Linked DNA regions of Mus musculus: region 2 is linked to region 1. Evidence: chromatin loops called from intact Hi-C (ENCODE). Cell type or tissue: gastrocnemius. All regions are shown on one strand.

What was found. Hi-C counts contacts between places; a loop is a spot of excess contacts. Peaks named below come from ENCODE experiments on the same cell type or tissue, not always from the same donor. Only the 100,000 strongest peaks of a DNase experiment are listed, where the experiment ranks them.
Region 2: it touches region 1 in a loop (5-fold over the local background); 3 of 42 quality-filtered maps call a loop at or near these places.

What each region holds. Positions count from the first base shown.
Region 1 is chr4:41,756,888-41,764,887 of GRCm38, reverse strand. Galt (galactose-1-phosphate uridyl transferase) reads right to left here. Exons shown (of 11, transcript NM_016658.4): 6 at 7,893-7,949; 7 at 7,610-7,732; 8 at 7,296-7,428; 9 at 7,110-7,193; 10 at 6,650-6,804; 11 at 5,645-6,385. The coding sequence ends at 6,305. Il11ra1 (interleukin 11 receptor, alpha chain 1) reads right to left here and starts at 4,445. Exons shown (of 13, transcript NM_001163401.1): 1 at 4,337-4,445; 2 at 1,207-1,306; 3 at 1,003-1,063; 4 at 10-179. The coding sequence starts at 1,306. In gastrocnemius, a CTCF peak has its summit at 4,293 (motif pointing left); DNase peaks (open chromatin) are centred at 2,037, 2,604, 4,343, 5,503 and 1 more place; H3K4me3 peaks cover 4,194 bases; H3K27ac peaks cover 5,946 bases.
Region 2 is chr4:42,950,925-42,958,924 of GRCm38, reverse strand. It overlaps Dnajb5 (DnaJ heat shock protein family (Hsp40) member B5), which reads right to left. Exons shown (of 5, transcript NM_001355438.1): 2 at 7,982-8,000; 3 at 5,540-5,784; 4 at 1,798-2,399; 5 at 1-1,607. The coding sequence ends at 1,374. Among named protein-coding and RNA genes, the nearest start is that of Dnajb5, 5.1 kb to the right of the region's middle. In gastrocnemius, a CTCF peak has its summit at 3,522; DNase peaks (open chromatin) are centred at 4,421, 5,058, 5,338, 6,973 and 2 more places; H3K4me3 peaks cover 8,000 bases; H3K27ac peaks cover 8,000 bases.

The DNA of each region.
Region 1 (8,000 bases):
CTAACTCACAGCCCAGCTTCAGGGTCACCATGCCCCCTGATACACCATCCAGGGTCTGGCAGACATAAGTGCCTTCATCAGGGCTGTCCACCTGGGCCAAGACCAGTCTGTGTCCTAACCCAGAGTCAGGTCCCTGGAGCAGCCTTGAATCTCCATCCCGAAACCAGGACACTGGAGTCCTGGAGGAAAGATGAGGAGATGAGTCAGAGAGAGACGAGGTTGGGCTGTACAACTGTTCTCTGAGCACACTTGCAATCAAACCACGATTCTGTGCCTGGGGTGGTGGTGTGTAAGAATCATCCCAGGAGGCTGAAGCAGGGGGTTCATGAGTTTGGGGCCACTTGGAGCTACATAGTGAGTTCCAGATCACTCTCAAATGCCAAGATAAATAAACGAATAAAATAAAAACAAGAAAGAAAGGAGACTAAGCCCAAGCCCAAATTCCCTTCACATAGTCCCTTGTGGTCTCCCGTGGCCTTCTTTACCTTATCACCCCAACTTCCTCCTGCACAGGCCGCATTCTCTTCTTTCTGTTCCTTAGCACTGAGGTCACCCCCACCTCAGGGCATCTCCACAAACTGCTGCCCGTCAGGAGCTACCCTAACCTGGCCATTGCTGCTCCTTTTTGACCAAGTTTCTTGAGTGCTTGCTGCCTGCCTTCCCCACTAAGATGAAAGCGCTTGAAGGCAAGCGTCTTGCCTTTGTCGTGTCTCAGAGCCTACGGCAGGCCCGGCACTTAGCAGGTATTTAAACATACCGGCTGGTTCACTGAGGGATGATTTTGGGTACTAAGGATCAAGCCACCGCCCACCCCCAAGGCTTTGTACAGGCCTGGCACCAATGACATCCCCAGCATTAGCAGCACTTTCTATTGAATAAATACATTTGGAGGGTTAGGACACACAAGCAAGGATTACAGCCAGAAGAAGCGAGTTTAGGAGGGAACATAAGAGCTGGGCAGGGTCAGGAAAGGATGAGATGAACAGACAGGTGGACACTTACCCAGCACTCACTCCGGGGCAGCACAGCATCACGGGCCTGCCAGGTTGTCCATACTGGACCCCTATAAAAGGCGGTTATTACCTCTTTTATACCCTCTCCCATTTACGAGAACGACAGGGTGAGGAGCAGGCTGCCAAGCCCTGGGTGGGGTCATTGTGCCCAAGCATGAAGTTACACTTGGGAGCCAGAGAGGCATTTTCTTACCTGGAGGACCCCAAGCTTGGGGGCAGGGGGAGGAGGAAGACACCAGGGCTGTAGCCACGGCCACCAGGACCCTGGTCAGCCCTGAGCAGCTGCTGCTCATCTGTGGAGAGAGGGACACTTAAGGACTTACCCTTCTATGAACTAAAGCCCGGCTTATCCCTCTCCAAAGCTGGGGCTTCCTTAAGGAAAACTGAAATACCAAGAGAAATGAAGCTATTGAAAATGACTGAGGAACCTAACCTGAACTCCCATTTCTCGCCATATACCCAGTGTTGTATTTGTCCTTGTGTATGTGTACACACACACACACATACACACACACACACACACACACACACACACACGTTCATCCCAGTCCTGGGCTTAAGGCCCAGAACAAAAGCCAGAGGCAACAGACTGTGCTAGCACTCACCCCCCACCCCCGCAACACAACACACCATCCTTGGCGCCCACCCCTGGCACCAAAGATTGGCACCAGCTCCTCCACTCCCATTAACCCATACGATTCAGCTGCTGGGAATTCTGGCATTCACCTTTAACCTGACCAAGGCTAATTATCACCTCTGGCCAACATACAGCAAACCTCATCACCCGCAGGTAGGGAGCTGACATGATGGGCCCAAATGCCCCCCATATTCCCAACATGAGGCCCTGCCCTCCTCTAGCTGCCAAGCCTCTGGCCTAGGCCTGGCTTCTTGCTCTCGTAGTTGGGCCACTCAGATGGGCCTGGCTTGAAATCTTGTTGGTCTCAAGCCTGTGAGGCTGGATGGAGCTAGGGTGCAGGCTGGGGCTGCAGAATTAAGCGGATCCAGATGCCCTGGCTCCTGCCAGAGGCTGGGAGCGGGCGAGGAGCCAGCAGATGGAGATGGAGACGCGGTGGCTGAGAAGGGAGGGGAACTAGGAGCCTGCAGGAGCAGGCGCCTGATGCAGGGGGCCACAGTACCAAGTGCAGGGGGTGGGGGAAGAAAAGTGTTCATGAGCAAAGGCAATGGAGTCAGGGGCCAATATGCAAGAGGTCTGGTTTGGTGCAGCAGGGACTCCAGAAGGAGTTGGGGCTGGGAGAAAAGACTCGGGTGGCGGGGAGCAGCAGCAAACTAAAGGTAGTCAGAAAGGGGTAGATGGTAAGCTCTCAGTCAAAGCGCCACAGGACCTCTCCAGAGCAGGGCAGAACAAGGCCTTCACATATCTGTGTCCCCCTGACTGTCTTATTGCCCCCACCCGGGTCCCGCCCCATTTACCCTGGTTAGTCCCACCCTACCTTGATAATCACAGTGACTGAGTGCCCATGGCCTCCAAGACTTCCTCCTACAGGCTAAGAACTGTCTCCCGCTCCACTGAGTTGTGGGACCCCAGAACCATCCCCTCCTTCCCATGTCGAGCCCCGCCCCCTCTGGGCCTTAGAGCTGAGCAGGCCCCCTCCTCCACCTCTTCCTCTTCCCTCTCTCATTCCCTCCCACCACAGGGCCTGGGAAGGAAAGAGGCCTCCCACCTCAGGCTGGAAAGGAAGCCAGAGACACAACCAGGACTAGCAAGGAGGAGAGGGGGGTAGCTCTTCTAGAAATCTTCTGTTGCTGGAAGATTTCCTTTGTTTTCACAGAGTCACCAAAGCCTACTTACTCAGGGAATCACTAGGTAGTTGACTAAAGCAAAGATATTCACTTGAACACATGTGGACATAATAAAAAGAATTAGCACACAGACATACTCCTTCCTGTTCTTTCCACTCTCCAGCAATGTTTCCTTGGGGCACAGATGGCTGTGTTTCCAGGGGAAAACAGGTTTCACACTGGAGAATGTAAGGAAAGGCCAGAGACCAGCCCCCCCCCCCCTTCCCAGGAGGTTGCAGCCATTTCTATTTTCCCCCTCCACCAGTTGGGCCTCAGCACCAGGAAATGCCTTTGATCCCTTGGTGCCAGATACACAAGACACACAGTTACCCTCAGATACAGTCACACACAGAGACACACAGACACATTTAAACAGCTTAGCCTACTAGAGGTCCTATTGACACAGAGACACACGAAGCATGTGTGTATGTGTGTGTGTTTACCCTATAATCCCTAAAAGCAACTCCTCACCATGAGGAGCTCATAGGAGCTCTTAGTAAAGATGGACCAGTGTCATAGCAAGGCTACAAGTCCTTGTGTGGCCAGAAACAAAGAATAAGTAGGAAACTCAGACAGAGGGACACTGAGGGACAGACAGCCTGTAGACAGAACCAGAAAAGCAGAAACATGAGACACCTGGGGGGTAAGGGGGAGCTGCGAAGAGACATAAAAATCTCTCCAGGAAGATAATCATGGGAACGGAGAAAGAGATGTAAAGAAGCAGAGCCAGGCATGAAAACAGAAACACCAGAAGACCGGGGCACCGGGGATATAGCTCGGTTGGTGGAGTTTGCCTAACATGCCCAGAGCCCTAGGTTTGACACCCAGCGGCGTACAAAAACAGATGTGCCACATCTGCAACCCCAGGAATCCAGAGGCTTTGGATACATGTGGCCCAGTGATGGGACTTACTGTCTCAGCCCTGGAGATGGAACCTAGGCCCTGGCTCACACCAGACAAGTGCTCTATCACTGACCATTCTCAGCCCCCACCAGCTCCTGAACAGAGGAAGAAGGAAAGCCATGTGGCTTGGGGGGTGGATCTTGTCTGTTGCTGCAGGCTGGGTAGAAAAGTCAGTTTCCCTCCACAACTTAAGCAGTTCCTGAACAGAGGAACACAGCTTCACTCCCACACAGTCTAGGCTAGGACACAAGACACATCATGGTCACAAGTCTCACTGTTGCACTATTACTGAAGTCACACATTAGTACACACACACACAAACCAGCCACCCTGACAGACAAAATCTAGACCCTACAGAAGCTTCCCAAAACACATCCCCCGGTGTGGTCACAGCCCTTCTCCCAAACAAACACCTAAAGAAAAATTGCCCACTGACAGACGCTGACAGACACACCAATGACACCAGTTTCTGAGCCTCACACACACTGACATCGCCACACACAGAGACACACTCATAGTCCATCTGTCACTCCCTGCCTTTCAGATCACACACCACCCTGCCCCGCCCCCTCTTGGCAGGACTTGGGAGTCAACACCCGGGTCCCAGTAGGGCCTCTCACCTTCTGCGGCAGCCGCCGCCAGCGCCCTCCGCCCTCACCCTCTGCCCCGGCCTCTGCTCCCTCCAGTGCTGAGCGCAGGCAGTGGGGGCGGCTCCTCCCAGCGCCAATAGAAAGAGAGAGGTGAAGCAGGGGGGTTCTCGGCCCATTGGAGCCTCCAACTGCCAATCACTTCCACCTCCTCTGGACACTTCCTGTCCCGTCTGGAACTTAGAGGAGGGTGCCAGAGTAGGATTCCTAGGACAAAACCTGAAACTGCTGCGTTCCTTAGACCTCTCCTGAAGGCCTGTCCTCCCAGGGACTTCAGGCCTGAAAGTGTCCAGGCCCTTGTCCCTGGCGTCCACACAGCCTCAGGTTCCCTAGTGAGCCACTGGGCAGCTGACTGTATTCGATGAAGGTGCCCCTGACTCCAGATAAGATAGGGAGCCAGGGGGTTGGTCTAGTTCTCTTAGACTTTTAAACAGTCAGGCCGTATCCCACGCCACTGAAATCAGAATCTCTTCTAGATTCCCGCAGTGTTTTTTAAAACTTTCCAGGCATTTCCAAACCTTAGGCAAGGTTAGGGGGTGTGTGTTTATGTATGCCCTAAGAAACCAACCACCTACCTAGCAAGCAAGGGAAGTGCCTGCTTTGTCTGATTTTCCAGCCCCAGGCAACATTCCCAATCCCTGGCACCCATCCCCCTTCCAAGCCTCCAAGGTCTCAAGAAGACAGCAAGGAGAGAGAACCAGGGTTTTCTCAGTCAGGCCCAGTCACTTGTCCACACTTAGTGTGACTTCTCGACCCCAAGACTCACTACCCCTGGAAAAGAATGGATGAAAGGCATTCTAGCCATCTCCACATCTGCCACAGCTCTTACTTTTGCTTTAGAATTTGGAGACCACCAAGTGGTATCTGGTCTCAAACACCAAATGCCCTGTGGTTCCTCCACTATCACAAGGAAAAACAGATTCAAAGAGGAGGCGGACTCAAGGTCATTCTAGGTCCTGGGGCTCTCTCTCTCTGGCTGCCCTCGCCATGCTTAGTGCAATTCTTGTAGCATAGGTACAGTACTGAAGCGACATCTGCTGCACATGGAAATCCAGGAAGCCAAGAACACAAAGCCACACGCACACTCCCAACCCGCCCCTTTAGCCCCTGTGGTCTGGAGCAGCGTCTGACTGTGGCCACTCACAAAACCAGGGTTCTGGCCAGCAGCCCAGTGTCTGGGGTGACCATGGGACTAGGACTTTGCTCACCCTCTCCCCACCAAACTTTGAGGCTGAGACTTGGTGAGCTGACAGGCTCAGTGATACAAACGGCTCTGGGCTTCCGGTTGACGCTGCCAAGCTAAGAACATAAGATTTTTTTAAACAGCCTCCTAAATTAGCATGCTATCCATATCACAAGTGAAGAGGATTGGAGACAATAGTGAACATTGAGCAGAGGTAGGATTTTCTTCTCTATAGTTAGGGCTGAACACAGGGCCTTACATGTGTCAGACACCCACTCTACCACTGACCTATTTCACAGGTCCTTTGTACCAGACAGTCTCACCAAGCTACCCTGACTAGCCTTGAATTTGCAATCCTCCTGCCTCAGTGTCCTGGGGAGCCAGGATTACAGACCTGTAACATGAGATCCAGCATGGCTTCGGTTTCAGAGACTAGGTCTTGCTAAGTAACCCACACTGGCCTCAAATTCGCAATCCTAATGCAGCTGCCAATGTGGTGGAATCACAGGCACACACCATCATGTCTGGCTTGGTGAAGGGGATTCTTGCACCAAATTTTTCAAAGTCCGTAGGCAAGAGTGTTTGGAGTCACACTTAGCCTTTACCCAAACTCCGGAATGTAAGAGTCCACACTACTCCTCTGGTGTCAGAAAACATGGTTAAAATGTGAGACGCAGTTTTATTGATGTCACATCTGCCCGAACTCCAGGTCCCAGGTCTGTCAGGTACAAAGATTCAAGGCCCTGATGTGGTCACAGTCAAGCAATGGCTGCCGTTTCCTTGTCTTTCTGCGCCAGGCAATAGTGTACCTCGGGAAGCGCCCTTAATCTTTCTGCGGCCTATAAAGGGACAAGAAGCAATCAGGGAGAGTAAGGGTCACCTGGAATTGTACCGAGGCGTTCTGGGCCCAGGAAATACTGAGGAGGGCTTATGGGATGGGAAGATTAGTTCAGGATAGCTGGAGTCACCAGGGGGTGGAGTTGAGTGGCGACTGAGTTCTAGGAATGCAGAGATTTTTATGAGGCTCTTCAGGGTCAAGACTGCTGAGATCCCGTGAGGAAATGAGGTGAACGGATATGACGACCCAGGATGTGAGTCCTGACCTGTTCGGGAGTGAGGTCACGCTGGGCCTGGGCAAGCATTTCATAGCCAACCATGAACTTCCGGACAGTTGCGGATCGCAGAAGTGGGGGGTAGTAGTGGGCGTGGAGCTGCCAGTGGTCACAGGTGGCTCCAGTCTTTAATCCCGTGGGAGCCCCTGACAAGAAGAAGACAGAGGTGATCTGGGAGGCCCTTTGTCAGCCTTCAGTCTAGCCCCTCCCCTAAGCTAACCCTGAAGATTATTACAGCTCCAGGTATTTTCCACCAGGGAGCTCAGGCATTAGGTAGCAATCAGTAACGGGGTCACCAAATCTCTCTTCTCTCAGTCCCAGCACCCATGCGCTGGACAGTTGTTTTAAAGCCAACAAGTGCTTTAAGGCCTCGTAGGGATTCTAGTTCCCTAAGCCGGAACCTAGAAGCCCAGAAACACTATTGGGGCTATCCCAACCCCAAAAGCCTTACCATGCCAGCCCATGGAGTAGGGAAAGGATGTCTCAAATAGATTGTCGTACTTGGTCAAGAGCTTCTTCATGATGGAGGCGAGATCTGGAATCAGAGCCTGATTTTCACCCCCAGGGAAGAGACGCTGGTCCCATCAAGGCCATTCTATCCAGCACCCAGTCCCACTGTCCTACCCAGGAGACTCACCATCACGCTCAGCGGGGTTCAGCTCAGGTAGCCGCCGCACGTGCCGCCGGGGCAGCAGAAGTGTCTGGAAAGGCCACACTGCCCAGAAGGGGACCAGAACTATCCAGTGCTCACTGGTTAGGACCAGACGTTCCTGGACGCACAGAATGGAAGTGAATCGTGCATGTGAGAGGGGGAAGGGCACAGGCCGCAGGGAAACAGAAGGCTCTCACTAGCACCTACCCTAAGCCACCATAATATTCCTTTAGGTGGCTGCTAATGTCCTATCCCCCTTTAAAGCACGTCTCTCTGTGAGGGTAAAAGGTCTGGTCTACCTTCCTGAGGAGCTCTTGGTGACCATATTCCAATAACAAAGGTTTTCCATGCTGGCTGTGATAGGTCTGCTGGGATCGCTCTTCACGCTGGGCGATATCTGGCAGGAAGCTGCTAGCCCAAACCTGTCAAAGGGCAAGCACAAAGAAGAGCAGGCCAGCCCATTATCTCTGAGCCTCCGAATTACCAATGTATTTCTTTTGCCCTATCTCTTAATCTAGTAGTCCTGTCCACAATGCCGGTGGACTCAGCCAAGAAAGCCATTAAGGCCTGTCACATACTTGCCTGGCAGTGGGGATGGGGGTTAGAACAGCCCATCATGGCTCCTTTATTTTCAAAGATCTATTGGGTAGAAAGGAGAGAGATATTCAATAGTCACACAGACATCAAGTC
Region 2 (8,000 bases), 1.2 Mb before region 1:
GTGGCTTCTAGCGTTGTCGTTTGGGGTATATGTTCTGGAATTCCAAGAGGTCAGAGCTTATAGGAAGAAGAGTTGAGCCTCAGCATATGCTAAGGTTGACCGGCTTTCCTGGGGTGCCCAGGACCCTGGAAGGAGGCTGACAGTGGCTCTGTGTTCCTGCCTGCACCAGGGTTACTGCTTCTGCGCAGAGGCTATATTTTTAAAATACTTTATTTTTTTCATAATACTGTCATTACAAAAAAATACAAAAAACTACTATAAAAACATTCAGGGGCTTGTCAAAGTGAGAAAACCTAAGAACCCCACCCCAAGACCAGCTGAAGCAGTTTTCTCCCAGCTCCTTCACTATTCGACTTCTATACAACTGTGGGAGTGGGGTGGGGTGGGGTGGGGGTCACACAGGCAGAGAGGGGCTGGACGCTTCCAACACAGCCTCCAAGTAAGAAAGAAGCAGCTTCACATATCACAAAAGTGGGGCTTGGAAGTTTGGGGTGGCTAGGCCCTGAGTTCAGAGATATGGGGGGAAACCTGTGATCCTGAATCTCTTGGTGGGGAACAGCTGCCACCTGACCCCAAAGCCCTTTTCCTTCCTGATGCTGGCTGGGAAATGGGTCCTGCCCCACCTCTTAGCTGGGATGGTTCAGCCCCATTTTTCTTCTCTCCACCCTTGAACACTCCCCAGAGCAGCTGAGGGGGACAGATCCTCCAACTCTGTGCGGTGCAGGCAGGGCAGCTGTTGGGGAGGCTCCTGAGTGTTGGCTCACTTCCCTGCCCCAAATGAAAAGTGTCTCGTGCTCAAAGAACAGCCTTGTTCACAGGTAACGGGCCTTCCCTTCCTATCTCCTGTCCTTTCTTGTCTCCCGGAGAGACAGAGACCATTTTGGCAAATGCTTCGTGTGCACGGACACTTGTGCAGTGGCCTCGGACACTACAGACCCACCCGGGGTGGGGTGGGAAGCGGTGTCCTTTCTATCCTCTTTCTCCAGAAACAGGAGGAAGCCAAAGGGAAGGGAGAGGAAAAGTGTTAGCAAGGCTCAGAGGGAGGAGGGCATGCTATTTACAGGCAGGACAAGGAATCTATAGCTCCGAGTAGCTCTCAAGTCTCTCTCCAGCCACTGCAGTGGGAACTGGATTCAAAGCACGTGACAGAAAATTGACCCCTGGTCTGGGCTAGCTCTTCCCCACCGCCCTCCCATTCCCCCAAAGCAGCCCAGCTCCGAAAGGGGTCGGGAACAGGAACAGTCTCCTGAAAATCAGTGGCTTTGCATTTTAGAAAAGTGCCAGTGTCCAGTGGACATCCAGCCGGGTCCACGTGAGATGGGGTGAGTGTGGGGGTATTGCTGTGGTAGGCTCCAGACTGGCCAGGGCAGAGCCTAGGAGCAGGGGAGGTGCTGCTTAAGGATCTGCCGTGTCTGTGGGGTTAATCTGTCTGGGAATCGAACTTTGAACTCAACAATGAGGTCTCCCCGCTGAGTGGGCACCTTGGGGAAGGGAAGTCCCTCCCCACGGAGTCTTTTCACGGTGCCTGGCTTGATAACATCATTGCAGGGTAAAGGGATCACTCGGCCATCAATGGTGGGAATGTTCACGGTGCAGCCACACAGCGCCTGGAAAACAATAACACAGAGTGAGGGAAAAGTAGGCAAAGAGTGGAGAGGGAGGAAGATGATGTACACGGGAAAAGACCATGGCAGGCAGGCAGGAAATGATTCCTATCACCCTCTAACAGACAGAAAGACAGACACACAAGCACATACATACACACGTGCGAACACACACACACACACACACACACACCTCCTTGAGGCTGATGAGGGCACTGTAGAGCACGTTGGTGCCATCTCGGCGGAAGTGTGCATGAGGCTTGTCTTTGAGCACGAAGACAATGTCGGCTGGGATGTTGTCAGGTGTGGCGTCGCCCTCTTTGGGGAAGGTAATCTTGGTACCTTCTTTCCAGCCTCGTTTGATGACAATGTGCAGGATTTTGTCCTCGGTGCGCACAGTTCGCCCGTCAGGGTTAAGGCGCCGCCTTGTGATCTTCATCCGCTTGGTGGAGCCATGGTAGATCTCCTCCAGGGACACCCGCAGCTCGTGCACCACAGGGGGGTCCTGTACCTTGCGCCGGGGGTACAGTGGCTCTGGGGCTCGCCTTGGACCCCTACTCAGCCCATTGAAGCCAAAGCGGCCAAAGGCACCAAATGGGTCCTCATCTTCATCCACATCCATGTCATCAGGGTCAAAGCCACTGAAGGGCCGAGTGGAGCGGCTGCTGGCAAAGAAGATATCGAAGGGGTTGGAGCCACCAAAGAAGGAAGCAAAGGTGGCATGAGGGTCCCCATGAAAGGTGTAGTGAAAGGAGCCACCGGAACCACCTGAGGAACCACCGCCGGTCTTGAGGCCTAAAGGGGACGAGAAGTTAGGGGCAGTGTGGTCCATCCTCGCCCCACCCCAGTCCCTTCCCTCTGCCACTAAATGCTGGCTCCTGGGCTGAGGGAAGCAAGCAGTCTCTAACCCCCAGAGAGGACCACGCTGACAGAATAAGAAAGGCTTTGGACGAGGTTAATTTCTACTCAATTGGATATCTATTTAGGAATGTGTACATGGCATGGTGTTGCATGTCTGTAATCTCAGTACTCTATAAAGTCTGAGTAGGAGGATTGAGAGTTTTAGGCTAGTCTGGGCTGTATACTGAGACCTCGTCTCAAAAAGCAAACCAAGACAAGCTGCATCCTGAGAGTCCCGTCAAGCTGAGTTAACCCATACATGGGAAAGTCAGGACTGGGAGACTTAGAAGACATGACTTAAGTTATATAACTATTCCCACTCACAGTCCAAAGACGCCTCATAAAGGTTGGTTTGTTGGCCACACCTGACTCCCATATCTCTACGAGACAGCCAGGGTTTGGCCACAGAGGAGGCGAATCAGTGAGTTGTCCTGAATTTAGTGTGGATACAGTTTAGGAGGAAGCCCTAATTCCACTCTGCTTCCTCTCTCCCTACAGTTTGCTCAAACTGGAAATCAAGAGTTCTCAAAAATCAAGAAAACTCATTGACATGAAAATGAGGAGCTGAGCCAGGCATGGTGGCACACGCCTTTAATCCCAGCACTTGGGAGGCAGAGGCAGGCGGATTTCTGAGTTCAAGGCCAGCCTGGTCTACAGAGTGAGTTCCAGGACAGCCAGGGCTACACAGAGAAACCCTGTCTCGAAAAATAAAAACAAACAAAAACCAAAATAAAACAAAAAAAAAACCCAAACAAAAAAAGAAAATGAGGAGCTATTTTCTCTAGAAAAAAAATACCAGTCACTTTATTTGCATATTGTGATCTAGTATTGTACAGCTTCAGGGACTGTCATTCCCATATTGTACAGACACAGACTATAATGGACCAGTGCCCTAGAGTAACACCATACCAGCCCTGTATCCCACATTGACTTGTGGAGCAACCACCACAAGTCAATGGCACCAAGCAAGGGATAACCCAGCTGCTCCCTCTTGTCAGAGGGACTTGGATTTCTGGATGGCGCTTTGATGGTGGACGCTTGGTGGAGCTGTAGGAAGGATGTGGATTAACACAGACTGATCTGGGACCTGTAGATTCAGGGGTGGGGTCCAGGCTAGAGGAAGGGCCTCTCTCACTGAGGCTTGTTTATTTAGTGCTGGGGGTGGGACTTAGGGCTGTGCGCTGCTCTAGACAAGTGCTCTAGCACTAGGCTACATTCTCAGCTTTTTGTGAGGCCTTTTATCTAAAATTTCAATTTGTCTTGGTAACCTGGGCTTAAATGATGTTTTGTTTTGTTTTGTTTTGTTTTGTTTCATGGGGCCACAAGGACAGATTTGGGTTTCATTAGAGAGGCCATGTAAGTAGCAGGCACTCCGGGGCTCGTGGCAGCTGCCTCTTAACCCCTTTCTTAAGACTTGGGGGAGAGGGTCTGCTCTTTCTCCCTGTTGAAGGGCAGCTGTGAAGCAAGTATAAGAAGCTAGGCAGAGCTTGGTGAGAGAGCAGGAGGCTGGCTAGATGACAACAGGGGGGTGATTCTCACTGTGGGGAGTCCTACTCCACCACCCACCCCACTTCAAGCAGGGAACAACTTGTCCCAAGCCAAGCCAGTGCTGCACACAAACTCTGGTACAATGATTCTGGCTGGCTGTTGAGGAAGAGGCAGGGTGGACGGCAATATAACTGACTTCTCAAGGCTACTTCTCCTTCCTTCAGTCTCAGAGGTTTTCCCTGGGTCACAGTGCACTTGATCTACCCCAGAACTCAGTGTCTAGGCTTAGGGTCCGAGTCTGAGTGTTGCCTTCACTTGGGCTTTGTCCCGATTGAGGTGGGGGAGGAAGTTTCTGGGTAGCTTCTCCCATCTTCCTATCAAAGGTTGGGCTAAGGGCAGGAGCGAATGCAGTTCTGAGACTGGCCACACGGGGGTGTGGTGCCCGCACTGCTTCCTTCTTTCCCACTCCCAATACTTCCCATCCTCCCAACTTAGCTGGGAGGATGCTGGGGATTTGAGCAGGTGCCTGGTCTCTCTGAGAATTGACAAGTCTGGGAATAATCAGGGAAAAATGGGATGAGCTCGCAGCATGGAGACTAAAGCGGGGGTGGGGGTGCGGGGGGGTCGGCGGGGGGGTCGGGAAGATGGGGCACAGGGAGGAGAGAGGCAGAGATGAGCAGGACACAACATGAAGAGGTGACACAAAGAACATTCTCTTGAGCCCCTGCACTTAATCAGGAATAGTACATGTCATTTAGCCTGGTTCATTCTGAGGGTAGACTGGGGAAAGCGAAGGGGACAATGAAAGAGCGGAGGATGTCGTTAGGAGGAAGGACAGTTCTTCCCAGTAAGGAGAGTCCTCAGCTGTGACAATGTCTCTTAATATAGCCTGACAGGTGCCCATGGCTGGCGGGTGGCAGGCGCCCCGAGGGGCAGGCCCAGAATTAGCAGCTGCATCATGCCTGTGGGATGTGCTGGGAGGAGCCACCCTCCCAGGGACTTTATTTGGGCCTTTCCTGCTGCCCTCCCTGTGCAGGGCCACCAGCTGCCCTAGGGAGAGGGTAAGATGCCAGCAACATCTCCCCTTCCACTCCTGGACCCCTGCCACTTCCTCTGCCATCCTAAGGGGGGTTGGGGGGGGTGGCAATAACCGGTTCCACTCAGAACTCTAGGAGTTAATTCGCTGGCTGGCTAGTCAGGGGCCAGACTTTTTATGCTGATGAATGTAAATGCCGTCCTCAGAGAGTCACAGGCTCTCTCTCTCTCCCCAACCTTTCTGATCAGCCAATGAAGCAGCGGGCACTTCAGGCAGGACTAATAAGGCTGGGAAGGGAAGAAGGTGGGGGGAGGGGGAGGCCTCTGGCACAGTGTCCAGGCCTCTCTAGGGCCAGAAGGGGATGAGGGAGGGAGAAGAGTGTGGTGGGGAGGAGAGTGAGTCGGGGCCAGGTAAGTGAGGGAACTTGCCTCCCTCAACGCTGCTGCTGCTCCGAGAACCAGGGCTCACCCAGGGCTCCAGACAAACGGGGTCTGGTGCTCTGTCTCCTTACCTTCCTCACCATACTGGTCGTACAGGCTCCGCTTCTTAGGGTCACTCAGCACATCGTAGGCCTCAGCAATCTCCTTAAACTTCTCCTCGGCGTTGGGCTCTTTGTTCTTGTCTGGGTGGTACTTCAAGGCCATCTTCCGATAGGCCTTCTTGATCTCATCCTCATTGGCCCCAGACGGGATCCCAAGAATCTTGTAATAATCTTTTCCCATCACAGCCACTGGACCGGTGCTGGGCTCCTTGTTCCTGAAAGAGCCCAGGGCCAGTCTTTGATGCCCTACTCTCTACAGCCCAGGCCCACTCCTGATGATCCTGCAGTCCTTAAATGACTCCCTGTGTGACCTTCAGCAGGTCATGCCTATTCTCTGGGCCTCTGTCTCCCCATCTGTAAAATGAAAGTTTTGGGCTAGATGATGTCTTCCCGTTCTGACATGAACCATTCCATGATTCCGTCTCAGCTTCTGGCTGAAGATTGTGGCCTACTTCTTGGGGCTAGGCAGAGGCCCAGGCCCTTGGGGCCAGCCTGAGGACCCCCGAGAGGCCCTTCTGAGCGAAATGGCACTGTGGACTGACAGACACACACAGAAGCTGGCGAAGGTCAGTGCACTGAGTGAGGTCACCTGAGCTTCACAGTCTCTCCTACGCCACACCTCAGGCATGATGCCCGGGCTGAGGACAGCTGGGTCAGGAGCCTAGGATGGGGAACAGGCTCCAGTCTCCAGCCAGCTGAATTGGGGTATGGGAGTTTGGAGTCTTTTCTGCCACCGGGGACCCCAGATCTCTCTGTCCTTGTCCCCCAGACTATGCTAAGCCTCACATGTGACTCAGATCACAGAGTGACTCACACCTTTGGAAACTGCTGTTTCTAACACCCTCGTTAGCAGGGGGACACTCTCTCCCCCAGCCAGGGTAACATTGCCTTTACTCATTTCCCAGTATTTACACACTGAAGTGTGACTGCTTGTCTGCGCTGCCTAAGCACCAAAGGCAGTGAACAAAACCATCAGAGAAACGGCCTTCTTAAAGCCTAGGTGCCAGGAGACCATGGACACTAACCTCCATGTCTTAAATCCCTTTGCTGCAAGCCCCTCCTCTACCTACCCTTACATTTTAGGATCTGACTCCATGCTAGGCTAATACTCCTAAGTGGGGCCCAAGGACATCAAGCCAGGGTTCCTACTCTTAACCTGCTTCCATCAGTGGACCTGAGGAGGATATGAAGGGAGGGGATATGAAGGAGTGGCCACGTGCCATCCTTTAGCCTTTTTGAGGTGTAGCCAACCCTTGTAAAACAGGGAGAACCAGAGTCTTTCTAACAATGTCCTGGCAGCCAGAGCTGAGGCCTGCCTTTCTGCCCCTGACTACCTCACAGTAGTAAAGTGTACAAGGCGTCCTGGCAGGAGTGAGGGCTGTGACAGTTAAGGGGGCCCCAGATAGGCAGGGAGAGTGACCTTAGCTCCTGCCTGCTGCAGGTGGCTAGGTTGACTCATGGTACTGAAAGCCACCTCACTCTGACAAAGAGAAGGCACTATAAAGGCGGGTACTCCCCCATCTCCCCACACCAGCATGTCACGCCTGTGGGGGAGCCTAGAGTTGGGGGAGGCAGAGAAGAAAGATCATCTGGAGGAGGGCAGCCATTTTCGGAAACGGCATTAAAAGCAGTCTGAGAGGGAGATGGGTGGTCTGCCATCTTTGCCTCAGCCCACACTTTCTCTCCCCCAGGACAGGAAGAAACCTAGAACAGCAGCAACAGGGTGCCCAGGGAACTCCAGCGGCTTCCAGGCAGAGGGCAGTGACCCAGCTTACCAGCCCACCCACCGTTTGTAGTCCTTCAATATCTCTTCCCCACCACAGCCAGCTTCCTCTCCGGCACCCACCTGCTAGCTGCTCTAGACCCATAATTCTCTTGCCTCTACAGACACAGGGCAAACTCTCAGGACCTGCCTCCTTTCCCTCCTTCTTTCCACCCTCCTTCCCTCTCCCTCCCCACAAGCCACGTGGTAGGATGACAAAGGAGCCCCAAGGCATGGCTCTGCCTTTGATGAAGAATGAGTATGTCAAGGTAGAGCTAGGGATGAAAGAAAAAATGAGGACAGATAGCAAGAGGGACCATCAAGTACAGGGAGGAGACAGGGTCTGACGGACAGGGATGAGAGATGACAAAAGGAAAAGGCTGAAGTGGACCACACGTTACTGATGGGTTGGGAGGGAGAACCTAAGAGCTGAAATATTGGAGATATTCGTGGAAACATGAGTTTGAGAGAGAGATGAATGACATGGGGTACAATTCATTCAAAAGTACAGGTGAGGTCAAGGGGACTCATGCACATACCGGGGGGAGATGAGGATGACAGGGAGGAAGGAAGGAGGCAATGCAGGGAATGGCTGATGTGGAGAATCTGACTTGGCATGGGTATGAGCGCCCTTCTCAGGAGGGACTTACCGAAACTTTACAAACCCAT